Regions from separate parts of the Homo sapiens genome. Here regions 1 and 2 are each linked to region 3. The links are chromatin contacts, found by Hi-C or POLR2A ChIA-PET in ENCODE. All regions are on one chromosome and are shown on one strand. Each heading gives the region's core, a stretch centred on a gene start or an enhancer-like site at or near the end of the contact. The rest is flanking DNA. Distances are from core to core; before and after follow the strand shown. Region 1 has its middle 17 kb from the start of RAB10. Region 2 holds the start of HADHA (hydroxyacyl-CoA dehydrogenase trifunctional multienzyme complex subunit alpha). Region 3 has its middle 28 kb from the start of GAREM2.

Region 1 (4,568 bases), core at 287-2,786, 130 kb after region 3:
GTCTTGAACTCCTGGCCTCAAGCAGTCCTCCTGCCTCAGCCTCCCAAAGTTCTGGAATTAGAGGCGTGAGCCACCATGCCTGGGGTATTTTTATATTTTATCTAACAACATGAGTTTTCATTTATGGAGTTCCTGCATTGTTCTGGCCCTTTAGAGGCATGACTTCACAATAATACATTGATGTAGGAACTATGATCATCCCCATTTTCAGATGAAGAAACAAGTGTTTAAATAGGTTAAAAGAGGCCGGGCATGGTGTCTCACACCTGTAATCCCAGCACTTTGGAAGACCAAATCTGGCACATTGCTTGAGGCCCAGGGTTCAAGACCAGACTGGGCAACATGGTGAAACCCCGTCTCTACAAAAAATACAAAAATTAGCAGGGCAAGGTGGTATGCACCTGTAGTCCCAGCTGGTAGGGAGGCTGAGGTGGGAGGATTGCTTGAGCCTGGGAGGCGGAGGTTGCAGTGAACCGAGATTGCACCACCACACTCCAGCCTGGGCAGCAGAGCAAGACTCTATCTCAAAAAAAAAAAAAAGAAAAGAAAAGAAAAAGATGTGAAAAGACATGGAAGGTGGGGTGCAGTGGCTCATGCCTGTAATCCCAGCACTTTGGGAAGCTGAGGCGAGTGGATCACCTGACATCAGGAGTTCGAGACCAGCCTGGCCAATATGGTGAAACGCCATCTCTACTAAAAATACAAAAATTAGCCAGGCATGGTGGCGGGCACCTGTAATCTCAGCTACTCAGGAGGCTGAGGCAGGAGAATCATTGAACCCAAGAGGAGGAGGCTGCAGTGAGCTGAGATTGCACCACTGCACTCCAGCCTGGGCAACAGAGCAAGACTCCGTCTCAAAAAAAAAAGAAAAAAAGAGATGGAATGTGATGATGCCTGGTATTTCCTTCAAAATAAGTGGGAGCAAAGGGGATAAGTAGAGTATAGATGAAATAAAGTTACAGTGGGTTAATGATTATTCAAGCTGGATAATGAGTATATGGAGGTTCATCATACTAATGTGTGTCATTCATATATATTTGAAGCTTTCCATAATTAAAAGTTGTTTTTAGTCTGATCTAAGTCATACAACTATAAATGATGAAATTAGGTTTTGATCCCAGGCCCTCCTAACTTCAGAGCCTGCTCTCTTAACCTCTATGCTGGATACCTGGCAAGGTGCCTAAAAAGAGCTAAGCAGAAAAGATAAGTGATTTTCAGAGAATTCAGAAGGGATTTGGAAGCCTCTCAATTAATTTCTGCTCCGTTTTCTAGGTACTTCATGGGAAGGATCAACATAAGTAGAGCCAGATATTAATACCCCTCACCCAGAGCTTCTTATACAGAAGATGCCCTCCTTTTTTCTGCCTGCTTCTGAGTAGGTGCAGAAGCACCCATGAGAGAGTGGTTGGCAGCCAAAGTTTTCTAAAAACACCCAGGCAACAGCTGTCCTTGGCTGTCACCTGACTCACCAGGCCCTGAGTCAGCACCACTCCCCGACACAGCCTCCCCTGCTGAGCCAGATCTGACCTGCCCTTTCCTGGCTGAGCTGAACTAGTTGGGCCAGCCCAGCCCTGCACTATCCCAGCATTCTCCTCAGTGGGCAGCTTCTTGCTCCCTTACATGCATCTGGAGTTCCCACCCATGTGCTACCCTTGTCATCCAGGGCAGCAACCATATGCCTGAAACTCTAGCTCTGAAGAGAGCTAAAAGGCCCGCTCCATGTCCTCAGAGGCATGAACAGGGATCTGGAATCTGTGTCTGGATACAGATGACATAGGATGGCCTGGGCGCCAGCATCTTCCACCATCTGCAGAGGAAAGTCTTCCCTCTCTGGGTATCTCTGGGATTTGCTTTAGGCAAATAACCAGAATGAAATGTAAAGACACCCCCCTATTCCTGCAGAGCAGGATTCTAACACTAGGTTCAGTCCCAGAAGAGAACAAGTCTGGGGCAATATGAAGACCAAGATTTTGCTTCTGTGTTTGGTCTGTGTTTCTGTGAAAAACTCTCATGGATCATCTCATCTCAGCCTTTTCTTGGCCTAAACATGAAGCTACAGTAAGTGCTGACATATTCTCCAGGCATTCGTAGAGACTGAGCCTGGCACCATAATTGGAGGACACAGACACTGACCTCATTCCTAAGTCATTAAGGTGACACCTGCTTCCAACCTCAGACCTCCAGGCCACCCTGCTCTGAATCCTGGCCCTGCCACTGAGGCATACATGATCTTGAGCTAGTAACTAACCTTTGTGAGTCTCAGTTTTTCTCATCCGTACAGTAGGAATACAATACCTACCTTGCAGGTTGTCGTGAGGGTCAGACAAAGTAGTGCATGTGAAGCACTTTGTGGGTGAACAATAAAAATCTGTGTCCTTGCCTGGTGCAGTGGTGCATGCCTATAATCCCAGTACTTTGGGATGCTGAGGCCGGAGGATGGCTTGAGCCCAGGAGTTTGAGACCAGCTTGGGTAACATGGCGAAACCCTCTCTCTATAAATCCGGAAAAAATGGCAGGTGCAGTGGTGCATGCATGTAGTCTCAGCTACTCAGGAGGCTGAGGTGGGAGGATTGCTTGAGCCCAGGAGTCAGAGGTTGCAGTGAGCTGAGATCATACCACTGCATTCCAGCCCAGGCGACAGAGTAAGACCTTGTTTTAAAAAAAGGCTGGGTGCAGTGGCTCCTGCCTGTAATCCCAGCACTTTGGGAGGCCAAGGCAGGCAGATCACAAGGTCAAGAGATCGAGACCATCCTGGCCAGCATGGTGAAATGCCATCTCTATTAAAATTTAAAAAATTAGCTGGGCATGGTGGCATGTGCCTGTAGTCCCAGCAACTCAGGAGGCTGAGGCAGGAGAATTGCTTGAACCCGGGAGTCGGAGGTTGCAGTGAGCTGAGATTGCGCCACTGCAACCCTGCCTGGCGACAGAGCAAGACTCTATCTAAAAAAAAAAAAAAAAAAAAAATCAGTGTCTTTCACTTTGCCTTGTTCCTTGGGACCAGCTCTTATTCAAACTGTACTGATATCAAAGCTTTTAGGCCTGAGACCAAGCTCTGCCCAGCTCTCCACTCTTGATTCTGGGCATTCACACCAGAGTCCCAATACCTTCCCACTGATTCCCACGTCAAAAGACAAAATTCCAACAAATTTAGTTTAAACATTTTAACTGGCTTTCATTTGAAATTCCAGAATTGGGCAATATCTCATTCTACAAGGCAGAGTGAATGTTCCCATGAGCCGAGCAGAGGAGGTTGGTTTTAGAGACAGAAAGCAGAAACAAAACGAAAAGTGGATTCGTCGTTTCAAAGTTACTTTTCTCATAAAGGTTAAAGCAGAGGGGACTTCCTTATCACGCTGGCTAAAACTGGCCTTTTTGGAAATTTGGCTATTATCTCTCATTCTCCTGATTTCTTAGAAGGTCAGATAAACTTAATTTCAGCTTGGTGACATGAAACTTCAGCATGAGTAACTTCATTTTGGTTTGGTCTGTTGGACCTAGTGCAGGAGCTCAGTCCAAACCAATGGTCTCCAATAAATTGTATTTATACCTACATGGGCCAGTTGTTTTCTGGTCGTCTGCCAGCCCAGACCACACCACAGTCCTGACTTCATAATTCCATGCACTTTTTTTTTTTTTGAGATGAAGTCTCACCCTGTATCCTAGGCTGTAGCTTAATGGCATGATTTCGGCTCACTGCAAACTCCGCCTCACGGGTTCAAGCGATTCTCCTGCCTCAGTCTCCCAAGTAGTTGGGATTACAGGTACCCGCCACCATGCCCGGCTGACTTTTGTATTTTTATTAGAGACGTGGTTTCACCATGTTGGCCAGGCTGGTCTCAAACTCCTGACCTCAAGTGATCTGCCCGCTTTGGCCTCCTAAAATGCTGGGATTACAGGCGTGAGCCACCATGCCCAGCCCTTCATAATTCCATGCACTCTTAATTTGTGTCTGTCCCACTGGCTACTACCACACAGTTGGATCTGATAATTTCTGTGTACTCTCTCACTAACTCATTCCCTTCTTCCTCCTTTTCTTTAGCCTTAAAACTCCTGAAGGTGGGTTTTCCAGGGCCCCTTCTCCCATCACTGCCTTTTGTGTATTCTCATTGCTAAGGACCCACTGTCTTGAGTCTCCTGCAGGCAAACAGCCAGCTCTACCCCTTCCCCTTCTTTCCTCCAGGCTCCCCTGCCAGGGGAGGGATGTTATAGCTCTCTTACCAGCGTCAGGACTTTGTCTAATCACTCCAGTTTTTCAATCTCTCTTAAAGTGTGGGAGCCACAATCAGGCATGATATGCCAGGCATGGTTTGACCTGGTGTAGTAGAAAAGACGACCACATTTTTCATTGTACACATGTACTGGTGTTAATGTAACCTAAGTGTAGATTAGGATTTTGGCAACTGTGTCATGATGTTTGCTCTAATAGGTTTGTGGCCAGCTAAAAATCCTAGGCCTTTTTTCACAAACTGCAGATAAGTCTCTACATTTTGTACTGATATAGCTGACTTAATAATATCTAACTTTAATAATTCCTTAAAAATAATTTTTTTATGTTTTTGAGGCAGGGT
Region 2 (4,541 bases), core at 1,980-4,479, 100 kb before region 3:
GATACCAAACCTCAAGGATGCTCAAGTCCTTTACATAAAATGGCATAGTATTTATTTGCAAAGAACCTACACACATCCTCATGCATACTCTAAATCATCTCTAGACTACTTACAATACCGAATGCAATGTAAATCTATGTAAATAGTCGTTATGCTGTATCGTTTAGGGAATAATGATGAGAAAAAAAGTCTGTACATGTTCAGGACAAATGAAACCACTGTAGGCCTAACTACATTTTCACTCAGACATTGGTTGAATCTGAGGATGTAGAACTCACAGATACCAAGGGCCGACTGTACATCAATATCTTATATAAATATATACAAATATACAAATGCATTTTAAAAAGTCCAGAAAAATACACATCAAAATGTTAAAAGTAGTTATCTCCGGGTGGTGGAATTACAGATTTTCTTTAGACTTTTCTGTAGTTTCTGAATAAAAAATTACATGGAATATGTATTCCTTCAATAGTTAATAAAAAATAGAGATTTCAAAAGTAAGAGGGACTAAGCAAATTATCCTATAGCAGAGCTGACCTTTCTGTCATTTGCTAAACTTCAGAAAACAGAAATTTTGGTAAAAATATTCAAAGCATGGAAACTCCAGGGTAGGGTAGGGTAGGATCGAGTTGGTTAGGGTAAGCCTGAGTAAGGTGTGAACTATGGAAAGATACACGAAGCTGCAGGCACCTGGGAGCAAGGGAAAGGAAGAAGAGTCTAGGCAAGTAATGAAAACAAAAGCAAGATGGGGTGGCTCTAACAGCTCATTATTACAACTTTGAAACACAACGTAATGGTTAAGAGAACTAAAGCCAGACTATGTCCAAATCCTGATTCACCCTAGCTGTATGACTTTAAGCCAGTTACTTAACCACATAGGACGCGCACGCGCACACACACACACGCACGCACACCCACGTGCACACACCACTTAAAACAGTGCTTGATACACAGTTAGGGGTATACCTGTGTTTGCTATTACCAGTAGAGATGGTGATACAAATGTACTGTTTCCCTCTATATAAACCATTGGACTAAAGTGCTTAGGGATCAAAGAAACATTATAACATTTCTGCCCTGATGGAGCTTAGTTTTGTAGAGAAAGCACAGGGAGCAAAAAAATGGAGCCAAATGAGTGATCTAAATCAGGGATTGGCAAACTACAACACACGGGCCTCTAGCTAAAAATAGTTTTTCACATTTTTAAAGAGTTGTAAGGTCGGGCGTGGTGGCTCACACTTGTAATCCCAGCACTTTGGGGGGCAGAGGTGGGCGAATCACCTAAGGTCAGGAGTTCGGGACCAGGCTGGCTAACATGGTGAAACCCCGTCTCTACTAAAAATACAAAAAATTAGCCCGGCGTGGTGGTGTGCGCTTGTAATCCCAGCTACTCGGGAGCCTGAGGCAGGAGAATCACTTGAACCCGGGAGGAGGCTGCAGTGAGCCAAGATCGCGCCACTGCACTCCAGCCTGGACAACAAGAGCAAAACTGTCTCAAAAAAAAAAAAAAGTTGTAAACAAAACAAAACAAAAGAAACAATATATAACAGAGACCAAAGTGATCCTGCAAATCCTGAACTATTTACTGTCTGGACCTTTAACAACAACAACAAAATTTACCACTTCTGACCTAAATAATAAGTGTTACACGCAGTTAGGTGTTGAAGAAAGCATTACATGGGCAGGAGGCAGGCTCTGAACTGTAAAAACCTTGTAAGATTATCAAGAATCCTTTTTGCAATTTATTCAGAAGTGGTCAGGTCATCCAGTTTCTGCTTAAAGTGCTCACATGATGAGCACTCACTATGCAACTTGAGCTTTAAACAGAAACCTCTCTACTCTGTCTCTATACTCATTTCAGTCTTAACTTCGATGCCCCTTGTTTCCTGTCCTGCAGAGCTGTCAGTCTGGCGAGTAGTGAGACTCAGACTTATGTCTGAATGCTAGGTCTGTCACAGACTAGAAAATGTATATATTCTGAGCTTCCCAAACTTCATCTAGAAAATGCAAATGATAATAATTTGGGGAATGTGAGGACTAAACAAAAAGGTATGAAGGTGACCAGAGCACAGCAGGCTCTCAATGTGACTTCCTTTTGAAATCAATCACTTTATTCCAGGACTCCAGCCCATCATTCCAGCACAAAAACAGCTACCATGCAATGAAGAACTCTTCACTAGGAGTTAGTAGACTTAGGCTCCAGTCTTATTTCTACTACATATGGCCATGGGTAAAATCACTCTCTCTGATTCGTAGGCAGTTTCTTCACCGCTTAAGTGAGCTGAGGTGTGAACGACCAGATAGATAATCATCCAGATCGGAAAACCCCCGAGAGCGCAGGATTATCTGGATAACGGAGCCGGATGGAGGATTGTCTCCGTTCCTCCCACACTCAAGCCCCGAAAGGTCACCTGACCTAGTCTTATTCTTTACAGCAGAAATCGGGCAAACCCATGGCGCCGTCCACAATCTCTATAGCCGCCGACCTGGGTACAGGGGAAGCAGGCGAAACAACACACACTTCTACGCAGACCAGGGTTACATTAAGGCCGACGCCCACACACGCCCACACACACCCACACACACACACACACCCCCACACCCCCAGACTTCGTTAACTTGTGATGATAAATTAGGGCGCAGGTGACACTACTGTCCCGAACTTCAGCTGGAACGCTAGTCCAAGTCACTGTCCTAACTGCAGCTAGCACTGCCGACCTTGTCCGAGGAGTTTCCTTCCGCTCCCTCAACTCCCACTTTCCCAGGGAGGGGAGGGGGCCGGGGGCACCGGCGACAGTTGCGGGGAAGGAAGTGGAATCTCGCCTTTGGGAAAGCCCGGGCGGAGAGCTGAGGGCTCGCCGTCTCACCTTGGCTGACGTCCGCGAGGACTCCCTCTCGGAGCAAGGTTCAGGTCCAAGTACCAAGGCTCTGCGGGACCAAGGGGCGGGTCCTGCCCAGAAAGGGCCCCTCACCCCGCGGGCGGTCAGGGCCGTTCTTGAGGGCTGCCCTCCGGCCGCCTGACTGGAAAACCAGGCACTCCACCCCCTCCTCTCCGGGCCCCCGTCCTCCCCCGGAGAATACGACCTTTCGGCCATGTTAGCCAGGAGCGAGGGGCAGGGCTAAGGGGCCGGCGGCCACTCGGCATCTGGGTTTTAGTCAGGCAGTGCTCCAGGCGCCTGGCTGCCAGGCTACGGGAGAAAAGTCCTCCGCTCGGCCGCACCCGTTAGAGGCGCTCTCCACTGCTGTCCTCTTCAGCTCAAGATGGTGGCCTGCCGGGCGATTGGCATCCTCAGCCGCTTTTCTGCCTTCAGGATCCTCCGCTCCCGAGGTGAGGCCTGGCCGAGGGCATCCCAGACCTCCGGGCAGAACTCCTGCCGGGACTGGGGTGGCCCCGGAGCCGCGTCTCCCTTTCGCTGCCGCCTGCCCCAGCCCGGAGACGCAGCCCTCTGTGGGGATACTGCCCTGGGACCCGGTTTCCCGTGACCTTCTGAAGAGACTGTCACTTCCCCTCTCACGACTCCTGCGGCGATTTCAGGCTTCCTAACTCCCCAACTTTCTGAGTCTGGTGCCACTCGTTCTGTCACCTTTCCGCGGGTCTCTTGCGTCGCACTTCTGGGCTCACGCCCCTCATATTTTCTTGATCCGGAGTTCCAGGAGAATCGGGATCCATTCTGTCGCATCTTTGTGGCTCCACAGCACCTTGCCCCGCAACAAGAGCTGTCTTAAAAACAGCACCTTACCCCGCAACAAGCGCTGTCTTGTATGGGATTAATCAGCCTTGCAGATCACTGCCCCTCCCTGCTCCGTTCCCTCAAAACCATTTTTGTGCTTACTACCCCAATCAAGTAGGGAGCTCAACTCTTGCAGTTTCAGTAATGTCAGTGTGAACGTATAGTATTTTGAATTTCAGCGGGAAGTTCTGCAACTTACTGGAAGACACACTTTAAAAATACGCTAATACCTCTACCTTAAGCAATAAAATGTTAGATCGTTCTGAGAACGATTTGTAATCTGATGATTCCCAGTCAGCCTGTATTAGCTAGTGTTTTTCCTTTTCAAACTGGCAGTGAAAGGGTTAAAGTGGGTGGTTGTAGGAAACGTTGCATTTTCTTTCCATCCCAAATCTGTAAAGTCAAAAGTGGACAACGTTTTATTGCATGTTGTGCTTAATAAGTTACTTAACTAGAAATTTTAACTTTTAATTTAATTTGTAATATGAATTACCTCTCTTCCCTCTTCCGGAACCGCTGAAGTAGTATGCTTTTTTTAGACAAGTAGCTGAAATCCCTTACTGTAAGGGGATTTTTTTAATGATTGAATATTTTTCTGCTCCCTTTTTTCAACAGCTGTTTTTAGTCTCCACAAAACTGTAGCATGTATTTGCCAATTATAACATAAGCACATTATAGAACATTGAAATGCTGTAAGGATTGAGGAAAGAGATGAAAAAAAAACGAATCACCCATTGTCTTACTACTCATATGCTTACCTACGGTTAGCCTTCGGTTATGTTTCCTTACAGGTTTGGTGGTTTTTTT
Region 3 (4,393 bases), core at 1,733-4,232:
GTCTCCGGCTTTTCTTTTCCTTGGTGTACTCTTTCCTTTTCCTAGAGTAGATTCCTGAGAAGGACAGCAAGGGAAAAAAACATTTACCTGTTTGCATATCTGAATATGTCATTTATTTTGCCTTTACATTTGACAAGTAAGTTCCTTTTCTATTTTTGTATTTTCTCTCTGATAATTACTTTATGTCTTAGTCTGTTTTGTGCTGCTATAACAGAATACTATAGACTGGCTAATTTATAAAGAACAGAAATTTATTTCCCCCACTTTTTTTTTTTTTTTTTTTTTTAATGAGACAGAGTCTTGCTCTGTTGCCCAGGCTGGAGTGCAGTGGCTTGATCTCAGCTCACTGCAACCTCCGCCTCCTGGATTCAAGTGATTCTTCTGCCTCAGCCTCCAGAGTAGCCTCCCGAGTAGCTGGGACTATAAATATGTGCTACGACATCCAGCTAATTTTTGTATTTTTAGTAGAGACGGGGTTTCACTATGTTGGCCAGGCTGGTCTCAAACTCCTGTCCTCAAGTGATCTGCCTGCCTGGGCCTCCCAAAGTGCTGGGATTACAGGCAGGAGCCACTGTGCCTGGCCTATTCTTCTCTTGAATCATTTTATTTCAGTGGATAGTTTTTATTTTAGAGATCATTTTTTCATTATTTGTTCTTTTTTATAGCATCCTATTCTTAATTTATGGATCCCATGTCATTCAAAAATATTGCTTAAAGTGAGTTTGGGGTTTTTCTTTGGTTTTCCTTACCTTTTTTCCCCTGAAGTCTCCTTTTTATGTTTGTTAGTTGTTTTACTGTCTCTTTTATGTCAACATGAAGAACTGAATATCTGACTCAATCTGGGTGTCAGGTATGTGGATTGTTATTTTTATTTATTTTATTTATTTTTATTATTATTATTTTTTGAGACGTTGTTGCTCTGTTGCCAGGCTGGAGTGCAGTGGCACAATCTCAGCTCACTGCAACCTCCACCTCCTGGGTTCAAGCAATTCTCCTACCTCAGTTTCCTGAGTGGCTGGGATTATAGGTGTGTGCAACCATGCCCGGCTATTTTTTTCTGTAGATTGTTATTAATTTTCCTATACTTTTCTTTATGTTGACTGATTTCGTATATACGGTTTTGGTAGATTGGAAACTTTGTATGTGTTTATATGTCCTCAGAACTGGAGGAATCTGCTATAAGGGGCCTTTTTGTTGGTGAACTTCCATGTGACAGAAGGACTTCCTAATCTTCTGCCTGAGTACATGTATTTGGCTGCTAAAATTCTGGGAAAGGGAAGGAAGAATGAAGGAAAGAAGCTTAGGAGCCCATTATTCAAGACAGGCGTCCACTTCATTCCTTGTTTTTGATACTATGACTCACCTCCACCTCTCTCTGGGCCTGGTGGCCTCACATCTGAAGCCTCTATAGTTTCATTTCTGCAAATAATAAGGCTTGAAGAGGGGTGACAGCAACTCCTGGCTGTGAGGGGTGGGAAGGGACACTTGGGATCCGTTATTTCCTTGCTCCATTTTTAGCCCATTGCCATATGCCTCAGTTGTCCATGGTAACTGGTACCTATAAATCCTGGAACTCTTGGGATCCCATCAGAGAAAATATACCCACTTCTTATCGACATCCCCCTTTGAAAACAATGAGGTTGTAACTTATGCTCCACGTCAGTTAGCTCTGTTTTCCATCTTCCATTTTTTAAAGACTAATATTTACATACATAAAAATTTTAATTCTCACTTGCTGATGTCTCTTGCTCCCTAATTTTTATCTTTGTAGGTTTATACTTTTAAAATTCCGTGTCTGCCATGCTGGTGGGGGTAGGGAGAGATCATTTAATTTTGTGTGGCTATATATTACCCTAAAATCTTGATGGGCTTTTGAGAAATCTCTCATGGCACACTGAAGAAATGCAGTTTCCAGCATTGGTCACACGGTGGCGGAGCGACCCTACGTTTAATTTATAGTTTCTCCATGCAAGCCCCACTGCCAACCCCACAAGAGTTGGGGTATTGGAGTCCTGGCTAATCCAGCAAGGTGGACTACAGAATTGTAGAATATTTCCATTGAACTGTTGGAGAGCTTTCGAGTCCATCTCCTTTAGAGACAAGGAAATGATTCACAGGAGTCAACTAATGTATCCAATACCCGGAAGTAGTAAGAATAAATTTGAACTTTAAATTTTTTTTTTTTTTTTTGAGGCGGAGTCTCACTCTGTTGCCTAGGCTGGAGTGCAGTGGTGTGATCTCGGCTCACTGCAACCTCCGCTTCCCAGGATCAAGTGATTCTCCTGCCTCAGCCTCCTGAGTAGCTGGGATTACAGGCATGCGTTCCCATGCCTGGCTAATTTTTGTATTTTTAGTAGAGACGGGGTTTCACCATGTTGGTCAGGCTGGTCTCAAACTCCTGACATTGTGATCCTCCCACCTCAGCTTCCCAAAGTGCTGAGATTACAGGCATGAGCCACCAGGCCCCGCCTTTTTTCTTTTTCTTTCTTTCTTTTTTTTTTTTTGAGACAGTCTTGCTCTGTTGCCCAGGCTGGAGTGCAGTGGCATGATCTCGGCTTACTAATACCTATCTCAGGTTCAAGTGATTCTCCTGCCTCAGCCTCCCAAGTAGCTGGGATTACAGGCACGTGCCACCACACCAGGCTAATTTTTATATTTTTAGTAGATGCAGGGTTTCACCATGTTGGCCAGGCTTGTCTCAAACTCCTGACCTCAAGTGATCCACCAGACTCGGCCTCCCAAGTGCTGGGATTACAGGCGTGAGCCACTGTGCCCAGACTAAAAGTTATAATTGAAGTTGCCTTTGAATCAAGATGGGACTGTGAATGTATGGAAGTGGGGGTGGGGAAAAGGAGGCCGCTGCATCCCCTGCTTGAATGTGATGGGAGAGGGAAGCTGAAGGAACGTCACCGGTTCACTCACTGCATGTTCTGAGCACCTGCTGCGTGGACAGCAATGCAATAAGATTTGTGAAAACACAAAAAGGACTAGAGTCCCTGCCCACCACTCGCTCACAATCCATTAAAGAGATAAGCCAGTTAACCACAAACAAGGAAGTAGGCAATAAATGCCCAACGGAAAAGCAGGCCAAATGTATTCTTCTCGGGATTTAGAAGAGAAAGGCAACTGCTCTGCTCAGAAGTGGGGAATATACCTGCTGGTGGGATTCGGGCTGGCCTTGGGAAAATAGCATAGGGCCACCTTTCTCAAATTGTAATTTGTGTGAGACTCCTCTGGGGCTTTTGTGTAATCATAGATGTGAATTGTGCAGAGCAGCTGCAGTTCTCAGAAGCTCCCAGGTGATTCCCATGCAGGTGATCTGAAGAACACACTTTGAGTAGCAAGGGTATGGGAACTGGTTCATGAACTTGGCTGCACATGGGAATCACATAGGAAGTTAAAAACGAACAAAAAGCCACTATCATCTCAGGAATTCTGGGGTGCAACCTTGGCATTAGTTTGTTTGCTTATTGTGTAAAGAAAGTGTCTCACTATACCCTCAGGCTGGTCTTGAACCCCTGGCCTCAAGCAGTCCTCCCATCTCGGCTTCCCAAAGTGCTGGGACTCCAGGCATGAACCACTGCACAGAGCCAGTGCTTGTATTTCTAAAAGCACTCCCCTAATGTGCAGTAAAGTTTGCACACCACTGGCATAGTAGATATTTGTCACTCTTTTTGCCCATCCAGTTACCTAAATCCCCCATCTTAGAGTCAGAGGCCACCTCCCACTATTGAAGCTGAAAACAAGAGATTCTCCCTTTTCCCCACTTCCCTGGCACCTGGGGCAGGGGCATGTATTTTGGGCTTCACCAACCAATAACCATCCAGACTGTGAACAAGAAGCCACTGAAACAAAGCAGAATCCATACAGTATCCATCCACCTTTGCAGGAGTTTTGGCACTGGCGGCAGCCAGTTTTCAGAGGCAGCAGGGACAATTCTTGGGGCGTGATGTCTGTGTTGATCAGCAGTGACTACAGGGCCTTAGCAGACCAATTCTTTTAAGTCTAATTTTGAGCACTGGTCTTGATGCACAATCTTTTTTGTTGTTGTTTTGGAGGGCACACCCGGATCTTGGTGCACAGCCTTTAAGACTGGTTCTATGGTCTTAGAGACTAGGAGCTACCCAGTATAACCGTAGACACACACGTTCACAGCCCTTTAGGGCTAAACTTATAATACATTTTTTTTTTTCGAGATGGGGGTCTCACTTTATCAACCAGGCTGGAGTGTGGAGTGGAGTGCAGTGGTGTAATCTTGGCTAACTATAGCCTCAACCTCCAGGACTCAACTGATCCTCCCACCTCAGTCTCCCAGGCAGCTGAGACCACAGATGCACACCACCATGCCTGGCTAATTTTTGTTATTTTTTGTAGAGACAGATTTTCGTCATGT

Evidence for each region. A loop is a pair of places that touch in the nucleus more often than their neighbours do. ChIA-PET counts read pairs that join two places held with the same protein, here RNA polymerase II (POLR2A). Pooled maps may share reads with other maps.
Region 1: a pooled map shows a loop between it and region 3 (2.0-fold over the local background). The contact joins two enhancer-like sites. A Hi-C loop is called at or near these places in 1 of 168 maps with a recorded cell type or tissue (heart right ventricle) and 1 of 50 pooled maps. POLR2A ChIA-PET finds 5 or more read pairs at or near these places in 5 of 52 experiments (H1, RWPE1, T-cell and 2 more).
Region 2: a pooled map shows a loop between it and region 3 (2.2-fold over the local background). The contact joins the promoter of HADHA here to the enhancer-like site in region 3. A Hi-C loop is called at or near these places in 2 of 50 pooled maps. POLR2A ChIA-PET finds 5 or more read pairs at or near these places in 2 of 52 experiments (HEK293 and activated T-cell).

Annotation. Positions count from the first base shown.
Region 1 is chr2:26,015,224-26,019,791 of GRCh38, reverse strand. No RefSeq gene overlaps it. Among named protein-coding and RNA genes, the nearest start is that of RAB10, 17 kb to the left of the region's middle. Within about 2 kb of position 1,536, at least 25 of the 41 ENCODE cell types and tissues checked have a DNase peak (open chromatin) inside an H3K27ac peak, as active enhancers do.
Region 2 is chr2:26,243,320-26,247,860 of GRCh38, reverse strand. It overlaps HADHA (hydroxyacyl-CoA dehydrogenase trifunctional multienzyme complex subunit alpha), which reads left to right and starts at 3,229. Exons shown (of 20, transcript NM_000182.5): 1 at 3,229-3,331. The coding sequence starts at 3,265. It overlaps HADHB (hydroxyacyl-CoA dehydrogenase trifunctional multienzyme complex subunit beta), which reads right to left and starts at 2,922. Exons shown (of 16, transcript NM_000183.3): 1 at 2,871-2,922. RefSeq lists enhancers at 1,167-1,894, 2,753-2,852, 2,707-3,387.
Region 3 is chr2:26,142,805-26,147,197 of GRCh38, reverse strand. No RefSeq gene overlaps it. Among named protein-coding and RNA genes, the nearest start is that of GAREM2, 28 kb to the left of the region's middle. Within about 2 kb of position 2,982, at least 4 of the 41 ENCODE cell types and tissues checked have a DNase peak (open chromatin) inside an H3K27ac peak, as active enhancers do.